Regions from separate parts of the Homo sapiens genome. Here regions 1, 2, 4 and 5 are each linked to region 3. Evidence: chromatin contacts called from ENCODE Hi-C data. All regions are on one chromosome and are shown on one strand. Each heading gives the region's core, a stretch centred on a gene start or an enhancer-like site at or near the end of the contact. The rest is flanking DNA. Distances are from core to core; before and after follow the strand shown.

Region 1 (2,700 bases), core at 54-2,553, 4.2 Mb before region 3:
GTTACAAAGAAAACTAAACTACCAACAGGATGACTTTCTTCCTGAAGGGTCTGGAGGACTGAGATTCACCCTCTTCTGACCGGGTTCAACCATTAGGAAGTTCAGAGTAAGATAAAGATCAAAGAATGACCTGGTTTAGATCTCAAAAAGCTGGATAAATGATCATGCACTTGATAAAAGATGTTCTCAGAGCACAGGCCAGAAAAATCTCACTCAGCAGGTGCCAGCAAATTTCAGCTCCAATGCAATGCCTGAAATTCCCTCTGTAACGGAGGCGAACATCTTCCATCTCGCTCAAAACGCTATTGATACAGCTAAAATTGAACTATTTTCCTTAGAACTAAAAAAAAAAAAAAAACTGTCTGGAGGGTAGAAACTCATTTTAGTCAACTGGCATGGGGTTTTTATCTGGTGTTTTAATATAAAACGTGAAAGATTATTTGCATCTTTCAAGGGTGGAATGATCAGGTGTATGTTGCCTTGTTCATGGAAACTAAGGACATGTTTCAATCAAAAGAATCCTTGCATCCACATCTACACAGAAATCAGAGTAAAACTAGGTGCATCCTAGGTCGTATTTCAATAGTGCATGGAGTGTCTTATAACTGAACCAATGATTTCACTGTGAGAAGTATTATGTTGAAACTCTTAGGAACCTAAGTATATTGGTACGCTTATTATCCTGCAGTTCATGTTGCATAAATTTAGTAGAGGAAAGGATAAATGTAACAGCCAGTTTGGTAAATGCCTCTGGGGAAAAATGTGAGTTTAGCCTTTTAAGATATCAGAGTTTATGTCACTAATTTTCAGTTCCAGCAATAAAAAAAGCCAGCTTTTGTTCACAAACAATTGGATTAATAAAATCAATACTCTTAGTCATAAGAAGTCCACAGAACAAACCCAAAACATCTCTGATGTGAACAAAGAAAATTGAAATAGATTAAACCCTCTGGTGATTTAGTTCCAGGATGACGGGGGAGTAGAGTGGGAGGGAGAGTGGAGAGCTGTGTCTTATCATATAATAAAGGAGCACTTTATCATCTATTCACAAAAAGCCCTAGAAATTAAACATGATCCACCACCTACAACTATTACTTTCAAATGCTGGATGACACCAAAAACGGGTGTTTACAGATAAACTCAAATGTGGGCCTCTCCTCTGGTTTTCAAAGCCAATGACTCACAAACAATATACAATTGGAAATGAGCTTAGAGATCTAGAGTATTACTCATACCTTTGTCTTCACAGCTCCAGTCAGAACTATCCCAACATCCTCAACTGACCTCAATTCTGTAAATTGCATAAGTGACCAAAAATTCCCTTTCCTACAACTATTTGGAAACCACAAGATATTTTCATAAATAGGTTTCTGTAGTATGCTCCAATGAGAACAACGGCACTGCAGGAACAGCTATCAGTAGTTCCGGTTGAAGGCTACTGCAAAGACGATGGATTTTTAGATGGTTTCGTGGCAAGCATTATTGTTATTTCCAATGGTAGAGAAGCTAAAAAAACTCAGACCCATAAGAAGGATACTCAATATCTTATCAAGGAGACGCAATAATTCTAACTATCAAGAGCAGAGAGATAGATCTCTTTATAGTCTCAAAATCCTGTTCTAAGAAAAAGGCAAACCATCTCAGGAGAAAGTAATTAGATGTCTCCAACTATTTCAACAAGTGCTCACGGTCTGGTGGCAGAGGTTGCATGTGGCCATTTATTGCCAGCTAGAAAATGACCTTCACAGAGGAGAACTATCCTGATTTTCTATAAACTGCCAAGTTCAAATTTCTATTACTAAACAAATCTAATTTTGACACACCCAGAAGAAAATCCAACAGATCTAAAAACCAGATGGGAAAAAATACTCACAAACCTTCCTTCAGGCCTTAGATAGTCACTATTACTTTATCAGGACCATTTTCCAAACTGCAAGAGAAAATTGATTGTTTAAACAATACTATTTAACAATCTCTCATTAATTGACATTTCCCAGTTGCTGAGTTCACCCAATTACATTAGCCTTTAAACAGCCAGCATGCTTCCATAATTTTTAATAAAAATGGTCATTTTGCAAGGTTTAACTTGCTAAATAAGGGTATTAATTTCAATAAAGCAATTAGCACATTTACATAATTTTATATTGTTATTTTAATAGAACACAAGAGCTTTAAAAAGCAGTTACTAACACAGGAAGGAGAATAGTGGTCTATTCACTTGCAAAAACTAAACTTTAGCTCTGTGATAAAAACTTAATAATAATAGCTCTTTCTATTACAGAAATCAGTGAAATTAGAGAGTTAAGGGCTTGAAAGTAGGCAGTCAATATGCTTCCACGTTAACATCTGGACAAAGAGGCAATGTGGGAGAGGAAGGGAGAAAGGAAGTTCCTCCTAGGAATATTACAAAGCTACTTATGGGTAGAAAGCTGTGCCTAGGTTTTCAACTATACTGCTGTGATAGAGCAGGCTGGCCAACAGGATGTGTTGGTAAGGAGGCCCAGAGCCCAAGAGAAAGGGAAGGAAAAGGCTGTAAAATGAAATTGGGTTATCACTGGAAACATGCTGCCATATTCAGATGTCCCTTTAAATGACAAGTGTTTGCCTTCGTAGGAGCTTGTGTCCACATTTGAATGTAACAAATATCTCCTCCTGACAACTGCCTGGCAGGAACATATGGCCAGCCTGGCCTCGACAGCA
Region 2 (2,700 bases), core at 50-2,549, 4.6 Mb before region 3:
ATGCTGAGAAATGATGATTCTTGTAGTTACAAACTCCTAATTCAAGGTGTATGCTTCAGGAAGTATTCCCAGTTAAGCTTGACTCCAATCAGCACTTCAATGCCCCAGGGGGACACTGGGGCCTAGCATTCCCCTGTTGCAGCAGGGCTGGAAAGGCACAGATATGGCTTCTATTTATTTTGTGTCTTTGCCCCAGTGCCCAAGTACAAGGCTTTGCCTCCTTAATCCATGCTGCCCTGCTGCTTTCACAGTAGCTAAAAATGCTAACAGGAATTGGACTCTCAGATGACTGCTCCTTAATGTTAAGTATTTTTAGTCCTTTTCAAATAGAGACCCATGGGTTCCCAGAACTCCTCCATCCTGGACCCCTGGAAATTATACCCATTCTTAATTACTACCATTTATTGGGCATTTACAACATGTGAGGCACTGCACTTTCGACTTCATACACATTTGCTGTCTACCACGGAAGTCTGGGCGTGGCCAGAGGCCCCTCGCTGGGCTTTGTTCTGTCTCCAGCCCACACAGCTGGCACTGTGGCCCATGGAGCCAGGATTTCCTCTGATTCTCCTGACTGGCAGCAGTCAGAAATCTCCAGGCGCAATCCCCTTCACTTTCCACTTGGAGCCTATGTGCATGATAAAGTTTTCTTCAAATAAATAAATAAGGTTTTCTTTTTCTTTTTTGAGACGGAGTCTCGCTCTGTTGCCCAGGCTGGAGTGCAGTGGCGCGATCTCGGCTCACTGCAAGCTCCGCCTCCCGGGTTCACGCCATTCTCCTGCCTCAGCCTCCTGAGTAGCTGGGACTACAGGCGCCCACCGCCACGCCCGGCTAATTTTTTGTAATTTTTAGTAGAGATGGGGTTTCACCATGTTAGCCAGGATAGTCTCCATCTCCTGACCTCATGACTGGTTTTCTTTTTAAACACCCATCCACACACCAAAGCAATCTATCTGAGTTAAATGATTACAGGGAAAGCTGTGTTTTGGACTGCTGGACTTAGTTAAGTTCTGATGAGAAGAAAGCCAAGCTGGTGGCAAAGCTTTATCTGGGGCGGGAGACTCTTCCTTGATGTCCTTTACCTCTCGGGCTCATCAGGGTTGCATCTATGGCCTTCCCTCCATCCCCGCAGCGGGCTTCATCAAAGGGTAGACACTGCTCTCCCGTCCCTGCCACAACTTCCGAATTCCCAGCCAGGTCTTTGGTTCCACTCAGAGACTTGACGCGGTAGATTCTCCTGCTGTTGGTGTCGGACACGTAGAGCGAGCCGGACACGGGGTCCACTGCCAAGTAGTACTTGTGTGCTGGGTTGTTGCTTTAGTAGAAGAAGCACAAAGAGAAATGAGGAGGGGGCTATGGAGCTGGCCTCCTAGATCAAAGGAATGACAAAAATCCTAGCAAGACGCTTACCTTCTCTAGTGTCTTTCCACTTTAGTGAACTGGAAAGAATCTAACATCAAACTCAGTGTTCTAACACATCATGGTTCTTAGCTACTTCTAATTGGACTTATGCTTCTTATGCTATTAGAAAATTCATTTCCCACCATGCTAAACAACTGTTGCTTCATTTAGCCAGTACGAGAGCTCCCACTCCGATCCTGTTTTTGTAAGCAGGATAGTTATTCAAGACCATCTACAGTCCATGTGTGTGCAGTCTCCTTAATTTCCCCTTGAGGGCTTAGTGTATTCTCAAGTGGGATAGAGGAACACTTCCATGTGACAATGTTCTCATTTTAACCTATGCTTCCAGGGTACTAGGCCATTAATACCAGGGTGACCTGGAGTTTTCCTAATTTTATCATGGGAAGCACCCCATAACCGCCCCCAATCTCCAGGCTCAGAGCTTGCTTCTTTACTGCTCTTCAGTGTGGACATGGATAAAGTTGGCATTTAGTGTAAAGAAATGTGGGTATCTTGCTGGTACTGTGTCTGGAATCTGAATTACTGAGACAGGAGATGCACTTTTCAAATCTAGGTAACAGTGAGGTCACAGGCGTGAGCCACGGTCTGCCAGGGCTCCCAGCCACACTAGGGGATTAATACCTTTGTGTGTGTGTGAAGTGTATTAGGAAGGCGTGAGCCTCTGAGACCTGGGCTGCTTCCCCTGCCATGTGTCTGGCTGCCCTGTGTGAGGCTAACTAGGACAGAGTAAGACTTGTAGAAGTGGCTCAGGACTAAAACACAGGAAACTCTAAACTCAATTCTGACCCAGCTGGTGGTGACCTTGGTTAAGTCATTTGACTGTGTCAGGTCTTAGCTTTTTTGCAGGGGCTGGAGGGATTAAATCAATCATACTGGATATTGCTAATGTTCCTTCTGGCTCAAAACCCTGCAGTTCTTCCCTTTGTAGTGCCTGTCACTGGTTTGAGGTTGGGACCAGAATAGGTGCTCATGTTATTCCTATACTGGTTATTACAATCAGCACCTCTAGGATGCAAACAGTAATTGCCTTTCTGCCTCAGTGTGGTAGACTAGGTTTTGAAATGAGCACAGGCCCCCTTTATTTTCCCCTGCTATTTTATTTTATTTTTCTCAGAGACAGGGTCTCATTGGAGAGCAGTGGCACAATTCTAGCTCACTGCAGCCTGAAATCCCTGGGCTGAAGTGGTCCTCCCGCCTCAGCCTCCTGAGTAGTTGAAACTACAGGTGCATGCCACCATGCCTGGCTAATTAAAAACCTTTTTTTTTTTTTGGTAGAGA
Region 3 (2,700 bases), core at 130-2,629:
TTGGAAAGCCTGAATAGACAGAAAGAGGGGAGGTTCCTGAACTGAGCAATCATAACATAAGCAGCAAAGATGGAATGCCCTAGATCTAAGAGCTCAAGATCTGCATTGAGATTAAATCTAAAGGAGCGTGGGCTCCAAGGGTTGGGGAGGTGGGCTGTGGTTTTCAATCAATGGAAGTGTATGCAGTGAAAAGTGCAGGCTCTGAAATCAGACATTTCTGTTTGAAAGTCAGCGTTGTCATTTGCCCCCTGTGTAACCTTGAGGAAGTGCTTAACGGCTCTCTCCATCCCCTTTTCAGCAATGGAAAACTAAGTTTTAAAGAGAGTATGTGATTTTCCCAACATCCCCATCTAGAAAGCATCACAGCCAGGATTCAAAACCAAATGCAGCTGCCCCCAGAACCGTTGGCTTTGAACACAGTATTCCACCTTATCTGAGATCTTTTTGCTTTCAGCTCCTCAAGGGCAAGAAAGCCAGCCACTCACCCGATCTCCATGTTCTCTGTCTGCCTGGTACCCCTGGGCCTGGTCTCCTGTTAATCAGCTGAAAGCACCATCTTACTCACTTCCCCCACAGGAAAGATTTTATTGGAATATAAAGTTACATAAGATCTGTGCTATTGTTTTGAAAAAGTCACCAAACTTCACCGTTAGATAACTTATTTTTATTCCAGACTCTAGCTATTACAGTATTATCTTATTTTAAGCTAACAGATACACCCAATTCAGGTATAACACTGGACACAGTTCAGGTGACAGAGCCAGCACCACCACTCAGATATTTTGGTGGCTTCTATTCTTTGAGCAGCGTGGTTTAGCACTTTTGGGCACTGGGAAATTACCCAAGGCCAGCACCTGCCAATTTCCTTTTTGAGTCACCTCATTCTGCGCGTGATGCTCAACTCTAGGGCTCACTAGATCTAAGGGCTTCCCCCGCGCCCCATCTCTCCGTTTCCCAAATTTGAACCTCAGGGGGCCTGGGGTGAGCAGCCCTGGCTCCTTAGCGGCTAGAGAACCGGTTCCGCATTGGAGCCGCAGCCACCGGCTTATCCCGGACCGGCCGCGGCGCTGCGGGTCTTTGATAGCGAAACGCCCGCAGGCAGCACCTCTGGAGGTGAGTGTGGGAAGAAAGCCCGACTGAGCCTGGGCTTTGACTTGTAAACAGAGGCTTTGAAAGAGCAAAGTTGTGAGTTTGTCTCCACTAAAGCAAACTTCCTCTGCTGTTTGCTTTGGGAGTTTTGCCGACGTATCTGCAGAACAAGAATGGATTTCCTGTCTGTTCCTGCAGCCTCCTCCAGCTACGTGCAGCTCAGCTGCCACCGCGAGGCTGCAGAGCGGGCATGGAGACGCGTCTGGGTCAGAGCCCACGATCCAAAGGGTTTTCCCCTCCCGCTCTCCTTCTTTAACCCTTTCTTTCTCCCAGCTTAGTCAGGCAGTGTATCTGCAACTTGCCAAACGAGTGATGGTTAGGAGGCTCCGAGGAGCACCAGCCTTAAAACCCACTGCTTCCAAAATAAAGCTAAGGAAAAGTCAGGGCGTGGTCGACCTCTGAACGCGTGCCCGGTATGGCGCTAAGCAGTGTACCCATATAGGACAGTGACTACCTCGCAGGCTGTTGTAAGATTAAATGAGGTTGTCCCCATTGAACCATCAGGATAAAAGATGACTGGACTCTCAAGTGTCCTTGGGGTTTAACCAAGGACAACCCCAGGCCAGCCCACTTTTAAAGACGAAGCTCTCCCAGGTGCTGAAAATCGAATGCCCGCAAGGCCAGGCAATTACTCTAAGTGCTACAGCAGGGAGGTCTAGATTTAGGATCATTTTTTTTTCTTGAGACATGTGGCTCTCCTACTATACCTTTCTATTTTTTTTTTTCCTTTGAGACGGGCATGGGTATTAAATTCTCATTTTCCTTTTTATTACAACGAAAAGAGTACAAACGTGGTTAAAAAGGGCACCTCCCTTAGTGTCAGGAAAACAAAAGGGAAGATCTGTGTGTGCAGTGACTGCATAAAGCCACAAAGGTGGCTCTGCCGATTGTCACCAGGGGCTGTTCAGGCTAGAAATACCATGCTGTCCGATGTTTCAAGAAAAGCAAGAAACCTAGATCTTTAATGAGAAGTCTTTGCATTTAAGCGTTGAAAACTAATTTTTTTTAAAATGGACAGGCCAATATAACATGGCAAACCAAATATTCCCATAGAAAAGATGCTAGTACTGCCTACTTTTGGGTGAAACCTCTGCATTATTCTGCCTTAGGAAGAGTGAGCTGGTTAGTTCTGAGTGAAGACCTCCAGAACCCAGAGAGACTGGGGGACATTAGGAACCCAGCAGGACCAAGCCCATCCGTGAAAGGAACACTTCAGAGTTTCTGTGACCGCGGAGTAAGTAAGGTCACACAAGGTATCCTCAGAGAAAGCTGGCTGTAGTCTCCCTACTTAATGGGCGTGGAGAAACATTAATCACAAAGATAATCCAATAGGAACAACAGGATGAGAATCATATCGAAAGGGTATTGGAGGGTTTGGGGGGGAAAGACGGGTTTATGTATTATCTCTGTGACATTTTCAATGAAATGCAAAATCAACAGAGCATCTTCTGCCAGGGTCACTGTGGTAATGAATGCTGACCTCAACTTGTTAGCACACCAATCCCTCAAAACAGCAAAAAAGAGAAAAAATCAACTGCCTTTGCTACCTTT
Region 4 (2,700 bases), core at 154-2,653, 4.9 Mb before region 3:
TCTGGGACTAAACAATTTTCCCATTTCTTCCTGTTTCCAGTGTCTTAGGTCCTAGACTAGACCAGACCAGGCTTTGTAGTTTAACATCTAAAACTAAAGACATGTCAATTCAGAAAGAAATAAAGCTTCCAACTTAAACTGCAAAACTCAGGGGGAGTTCCTCACCTGAAATTTCAGAATACTTACTGGGAGATAGCTACAGCCAAAACCAAATTGCCAAAAATGAGCATACATTATGTTCCAGGAGCTGAGCTAAAAACACTTTTCAGAAATTACCTTCATGATTATCACAACCAAGTGAGGCAAAGATAAATACATACCGATAAATAAATGGCTCAGAAATGTAAAGAGCTTGCCAATTTACTTGACTAACTTGTACTTTGTGACTGCTGATTAAGTATACAGCCGTAACAGGACAGAGTACTGTGAACTATCTTCCTACCATCCCTCCCCACCTGGGCATAAAAGGTAATGGAACTGTTCCGCTTTCACTTTTTTTTTTTGTAGGGGGACGGAGTCTCACTCTGTCGCCCAGGCTGTGGTGCAGTGGTGTGCTCTCTGCTCACTGCAAGCTCCGCCTCCCGGGTTCACGCCATTCTCCTGCCTCAGCCTCCCGAGTAGCTAGGAATACAGGGACCCCCCCCAACACAGCCGGTTAAGTTTTTTTGTATTTTCAGTAGAGACGGAGTTTCACTGTGTTAGCCAGGATGGTCTCGATCTCCTGACATCGTGATCCGCCCACCTCGGCCTCCCAAAGTGCTGGGATTACAGGCATGAGCCACCGCGCCCGGCCGCTTTCACTTTTATATGGTGTGGCTGCTCCTTCCCGACGAATGCTGAGGGCACAGAGCAAGCTCCGCTGGTCTGATAATGAATCACCCCATGGGCTTATTAGGAATCCTCTCGCTCAGTAACCCGGGAAGAACTGCGGCTGAGCTGCAAACCAAGACCCAGAGCTCTGAATGTATTCCCCCCTTGTCTATCTCCCCGCATCCCCTAAATCGCGTGTGTATGCAGAAGAGGAGGTGGATTGTAGGGAGAGAACTGTTCTGAACATGCCAGGCTCCAGCCCACCGAAGACGCTGGTTTGGGGGAGGCCTGGGAGAGGGTGGGGACCCTCCATTCCGCTGAAAATCACAGTCACACGGGCTTTGAAATGATGGGTGCTTCCTCTCTCAACCCTTCCTGTTCCCACAGGGACCGTGCCGCTCCACTCTGAGAGGACCAGGATGGTCCTCGCCTAGCTGTCCCGCCCCCGAAGCCGCTTGGGCAGGAGTCAGAGCCTGCTCCATCTCTTTCAGGCCTTCCCGCCGGTCTCCTGCGTCCAAACCTGCTGCAGCAGCCGCGCGGAGCACTCAGACACCAGTACGTCCATCCTCCCATCAGCGTCTCACTCGCCAAGTGGACGGAAGCGGAAACGGTCAGCCTCTCCCGGAAGCGGAAACCCCCTCCGGTCCGCTGTCCCGTCGGACTGGGTGCTGGCGCCTCTGCTGCCTCCTGGCGGGATCCAGTAGACACTGCGAGGAGAACCCGCGGGGATTTCGGTCAGGAGCGAGGCCGCAACTCAGGGACGTTTGGGCGAGGGGAGAGGAATTGAGCAGACACTAACCAGAGCTGCTCTGTGCTTGGATAGACTAGGACAGTCACTGACCTAGAGCTTCTGGCTCTCAAAGGCCTCACTTTGCCCCTTTGTGAAATGGGCACAAAACTAACAAATCCATTCATTTATTCAACAAACATTTATTGTGTACTTTAAAATGCCAGACAGTATTCTAGGCTCTGGGGGCACAAAGAAAACAAAACAGACACGATCTCCCCTCTCACGGCAGACACATTTTAGAATGGAGAGAGAAAATAGACCAAAAAAGGCAATAATCTCAGGTAGTTTTAATTGCTAGGAAGGCAATGTGATAGAGTGACTTGGGTGAGAGAAGACATCTCTAAGCAAGTGACATTTGAGTTAAAATCTTATTTATTTTTCCAGTTTTATTGAGGTATAATTGACAAAGATTGTATATCATAACGATGTACAACGTAATGTTTTGATATATGTATACATTCTGAAATGATTACCACAACCAAAATAATTAACATAACCTTCATCTCATACAGTTATCATTTGCATGTGTGTGTGTGTGTGTGTGTGCGCGCGCGCGCGCGCGCGTGTGTGCTGTGAACATTTAAGATCTATTCTCATCCTGGGAAACAGCTAAGACCTCGTCTCTACAAAAAAATGGAAAAATAGCCGGGCATGGTGGCATGTGCCTGTAGTCCCTGGTATATAGGAGGCTGAGGTGGGAGGATCACTTGAGCCCAAGAATTTGAGGCTGCGGTGAGCCATGATCATGCCACTGTACTCTGCCTGGATGACAGAGTGAGACCTTTTCTCTCTCTATTTAAAAACAAACAAAACGAAACGAAAACGAAAACTGCAAGTATACAATATACATTACATCTCTAGAATCTATTCATCCCGCCTAACTGAAACTTTGTAACTTTGAGCAACATCTCCCATCTTTCCTACCTCTGAAGCCCTGACAACCACCATTCTATGCTCTGCTTCTATGAATCTGAATTTTTTAGATTACACATATACATGGGCTAATGTAGTATTTGTCTTTCTGTGCCCGGCTTATTGCACCAACATAATGTTCTCCAGGTTCATCTATGTTGTCACCCATAACAGGGTTTTCTTTTATA
Region 5 (2,700 bases), core at 142-2,641, 4.5 Mb before region 3:
CTTTAGACATTGCCAAATGTCCTCTAGGGGTGCAAAAATGCTATGACTAAGAACCATTGCCCTAGATAAAACTGAAGGAGCAGACAGTGTCAAGTACTGGAGGTGACCAGGTTTCAAATCTGAGGTCAATACATTTGGCTCTGGGCTTTTTGGTCAGTTAAGGCAGAACATGGTCAGTTAAGGCAAAATATACTTTTCAGTTTTAGGTCTAGTTTAACTTACCCGATTATGGAAAGCATATAATTTCATCCTCAGATAAAACTTTTTCATGCTTACTTAAAGGTAATTTAGTGTTATGATTATGACAGATGAGTACAGCGATTCTTAAAGACTGGATAAAAAGACAAAAAAGTCATCCTCAAAGCATTAGGACAGCTCTGGGGAGGATAATTGAAGCAGCATTAGCATCTCAGGATGACTAATGTGCACCTCTGGGGGCAGATGAATTCTGGAATCTTCTTTGTGGAAAATGACTGCTTGAAGGAAAGCTCCAACCTCCTGCCCAAAGATGCACAGGGCACAACTCTGAGTCCAAATTTGTACCTATTTGAGTAAGTTTCTATACCTTCTGGTCCTGAGTTTCTCAGAGAGATTTTTCCTTCCTTTAAAGTTGTTAAAGTTATACAATGCTAAGCCTGGCATGCAATAGGTGCCTAATAAATGCTGCTTCCTTTCCCTTCTTTGAAATATCCCTGTAGGGTGTTTCCGAAATGTGGGGGTGAAGTGGCTATAGATGCTAAAAGGCAGAATGGAAATTTGCATGTTGGAGAAATCCTTTAATACAATCTCTCCCTTGCGATTTCCATCCCGAATTAAGCATATCTCACTGCGTGCCAGCCTGGCTAACCATTCCATTGGCTGCTCTGTCTTAATTGCTCCAGTCTCCCCCACCCCCACCCTATGGTTCTGTTTTCTCTCCTCCTTCTTAGCACCTTGTTAGCACCTTTTTTTTTCCCTTCAAGGATACAGTTGCCTGATTGCTTCAATAAACATTTCTATTGTCCCCTTCACTGTTCTGAGAAGAGAAGCTTTGTTGCCGAGTTGTCAAAACTCCTTTCTATTCTCCCCCAAAGCACAGCAGCTCTGAGCCTTTCTCTTTCATGCCAAGCCAGGCAGCTTCCTCCCCAGGGAGGCTGCATGTCTCCTGGGAGAGGGACCCAGTCTGATGGCATGTGCTGCCTGCTGCTCTCTGCCTTCTGATTAGGCAGGACTTTCTCCTGCTGCTGCTGCTGCTGCTGCTGCCACTCCAGCTGCTGCTGTGGCTGCTGTTTCTGCACAGGCCCTGGGATGCTTTCAAGTAGCTCTGGACCATGCCAGTTGCTGCAGATAGCATAGGTATGCACATTGCTCTGAGCAGGCACTGTGCCAGCTCTGAGTGATCCAGCCAAACACAGCTAACAGACAGGAACAGCAAACAGCTTTTAATGGGGGCACCTATGAAAGGCAATGATTTTTCCCCCCGTTTCTTTTTCTTTTGGCATACCTTCCAAGATTTGGATTAGAAAACCTGAACCAGCTGGCGAGAGCTCAGAATTTTCCTGTGACCTCAAGAGGGCAAGCAGCAGCTGTAACCTCACCTTTGCCTCCAGATGGCATTGTTGCCACATCATCGTTTCCTGGTAAGCCGGTCCTTATCCCATTGTTAAAGGTGTGCCCATCTGCAGGCTGGAGTTGCCAATTGAGTCCGAGCAGATGCATTGCTGCAGGAGAGACAAAGTAATGAAAATATGAATAGATAATTCAGCAATGCAAATGTCAAGGGGGAGGGCCAGGTGCCCTTTTCCAAGCGATTGCCTTTTGAGGAAGCTGCGTCAAAAATGGCTTGCCCCAGGCCACAGGGATTAGCTAAATACAGAAAGCAGAGACCTGGGTGGTTAGGTCTCCCCTTCTGGCGCTGCTGCTCACAGTCTCAGGGGGAGAGGATCCCTTACAGTGAGCGGAGGAGGGAGGAGAAAACACAGCCCAGATCTTCCAAACGGTGCCACCATGGAGGGGAAAATGGCCCTTTCGAATCACTGTAAAGAGTGCTGCTCTACCACATCCATCCTTTTCTACACTCTGGACACAGTTGCTTTTAGACTGTTAGTCTAGGGGCATTGACAAGGATTGTTTCCCCAAACTATACACTCACAAGTAAATCAGCTTCAAAGGAGGCTACCCGAATAGTACCTGTTTGCTGGTACCTGTTTGCTGGTACCTGCTCTGAACTATCAGTGCAGCCAGCAGCATCTATAGTGGTACTGGCCCACCTCCCTAACTATTTCAAACTTTTAGAATATTTTTCCTTTCCACTCCTCTTCATGATGAGTGGATACCTTTCAGCACATTGTAGAAAAAGCTTGGGGGGTTGATGGTGGAATGGGGTCCTTTTCTGAAAACATTACTATTCTTTCTGTCTCTGTCGCTCTCACTTTAGCAGAGTATGGAATGAAACAGAGTTCTGAAATACTGCCTGTTCTTTGCTAAGGAACTGAGCACGTCTGAAGAAGTCTTGACTCCCATGGGCACCCCAGGCCTCCAAACAAACTTCTGGTCTTCCTTGTCATCCTGCCTGTGTCAACTCCCCACCATGAGTTTAGCAAACTTAACACAACCCTATCCCTGATGGTTCTTGGTGAGTTTTTTCTACTGAGTGGAATGAAAAGCAAACCCTAAACACCTGTATTCTTTCAAAGCCCTTATCTAAGAGATGCTTCCTTT

What was found. Hi-C counts contacts between places; a loop is a spot of excess contacts on that map. Pooled maps may share reads with other maps.
Region 1: a loop to region 3 is called in a map of B cell, with 11 times the contacts of the local background. The contact joins two enhancer-like sites. A Hi-C loop is called at or near these places in 6 of 168 maps with a recorded cell type or tissue (B cell, CD4-positive, alpha-beta T cell, CD4-positive, alpha-beta memory T cell and 3 more) and 9 of 50 pooled maps.
Region 2: a loop to region 3 is called in a map of PC-3, with 9 times the contacts of the local background. The contact joins two enhancer-like sites. A Hi-C loop is called at or near these places in 14 of 168 maps with a recorded cell type or tissue (CD4-positive, alpha-beta T cell, CD4-positive, alpha-beta memory T cell, CD8-positive, alpha-beta T cell and 10 more), 4 of 37 single-sample maps with no recorded cell type and 22 of 50 pooled maps.
Region 4: a loop to region 3 is called in a pooled map, with 8 times the contacts of the local background. The contact joins the promoter of RARS1 here to the enhancer-like site in region 3. A Hi-C loop is called at or near these places in 4 of 50 pooled maps.
Region 5: a loop to region 3 is called in a map of HCT116, with 15 times the contacts of the local background. The contact joins two enhancer-like sites. A Hi-C loop is called at or near these places in 2 of 168 maps with a recorded cell type or tissue (HCT116 and MCF 10A), 1 of 37 single-sample maps with no recorded cell type and 6 of 50 pooled maps.

The regions. Positions count from the first base shown.
Region 1 is chr5:167,728,859-167,731,558 of GRCh38, reverse strand. All of the region lies in intron 4 of TENM2 (teneurin transmembrane protein 2), which reads right to left. Among named protein-coding and RNA genes, the nearest start is that of TENM2-AS4, 70 kb to the right of the region's middle. Within about 2 kb of position 1,303, at least 3 of the 41 ENCODE cell types and tissues checked have a DNase peak (open chromatin) inside an H3K27ac peak, as active enhancers do.
Region 2 is chr5:168,213,655-168,216,354 of GRCh38, reverse strand. It overlaps TENM2 (teneurin transmembrane protein 2), which reads right to left. Exons shown (of 31, transcript NM_001395460.1): 23 at 1,083-1,315. Among named protein-coding and RNA genes, the nearest start is that of TENM2-AS1, 17 kb to the left of the region's middle. Within about 2 kb of position 1,299, at least 2 of the 41 ENCODE cell types and tissues checked have a DNase peak (open chromatin) inside an H3K27ac peak, as active enhancers do.
Region 3 is chr5:163,564,691-163,567,390 of GRCh38, reverse strand. No RefSeq gene overlaps it. Among named protein-coding and RNA genes, the nearest start is that of MAT2B, 60 kb to the right of the region's middle. Within about 2 kb of position 1,379, at least 2 of the 41 ENCODE cell types and tissues checked have a DNase peak (open chromatin) inside an H3K27ac peak, as active enhancers do.
Region 4 is chr5:168,485,174-168,487,873 of GRCh38, reverse strand. RARS1 (arginyl-tRNA synthetase 1) reads right to left here and starts at 1,403. Exons shown (of 15, transcript NM_002887.4): 1 at 1,331-1,403. The coding sequence starts at 1,375.
Region 5 is chr5:168,046,427-168,049,126 of GRCh38, reverse strand. TENM2 (teneurin transmembrane protein 2) reads right to left here. Exons shown (of 31, transcript NM_001395460.1): 8 at 1,578-1,700. Among named protein-coding and RNA genes, the nearest start is that of TENM2-AS3, 94 kb to the right of the region's middle. RefSeq lists an enhancer at 641-1,398. Within about 2 kb of position 1,391, at least 4 of the 41 ENCODE cell types and tissues checked have a DNase peak (open chromatin) inside an H3K27ac peak, as active enhancers do.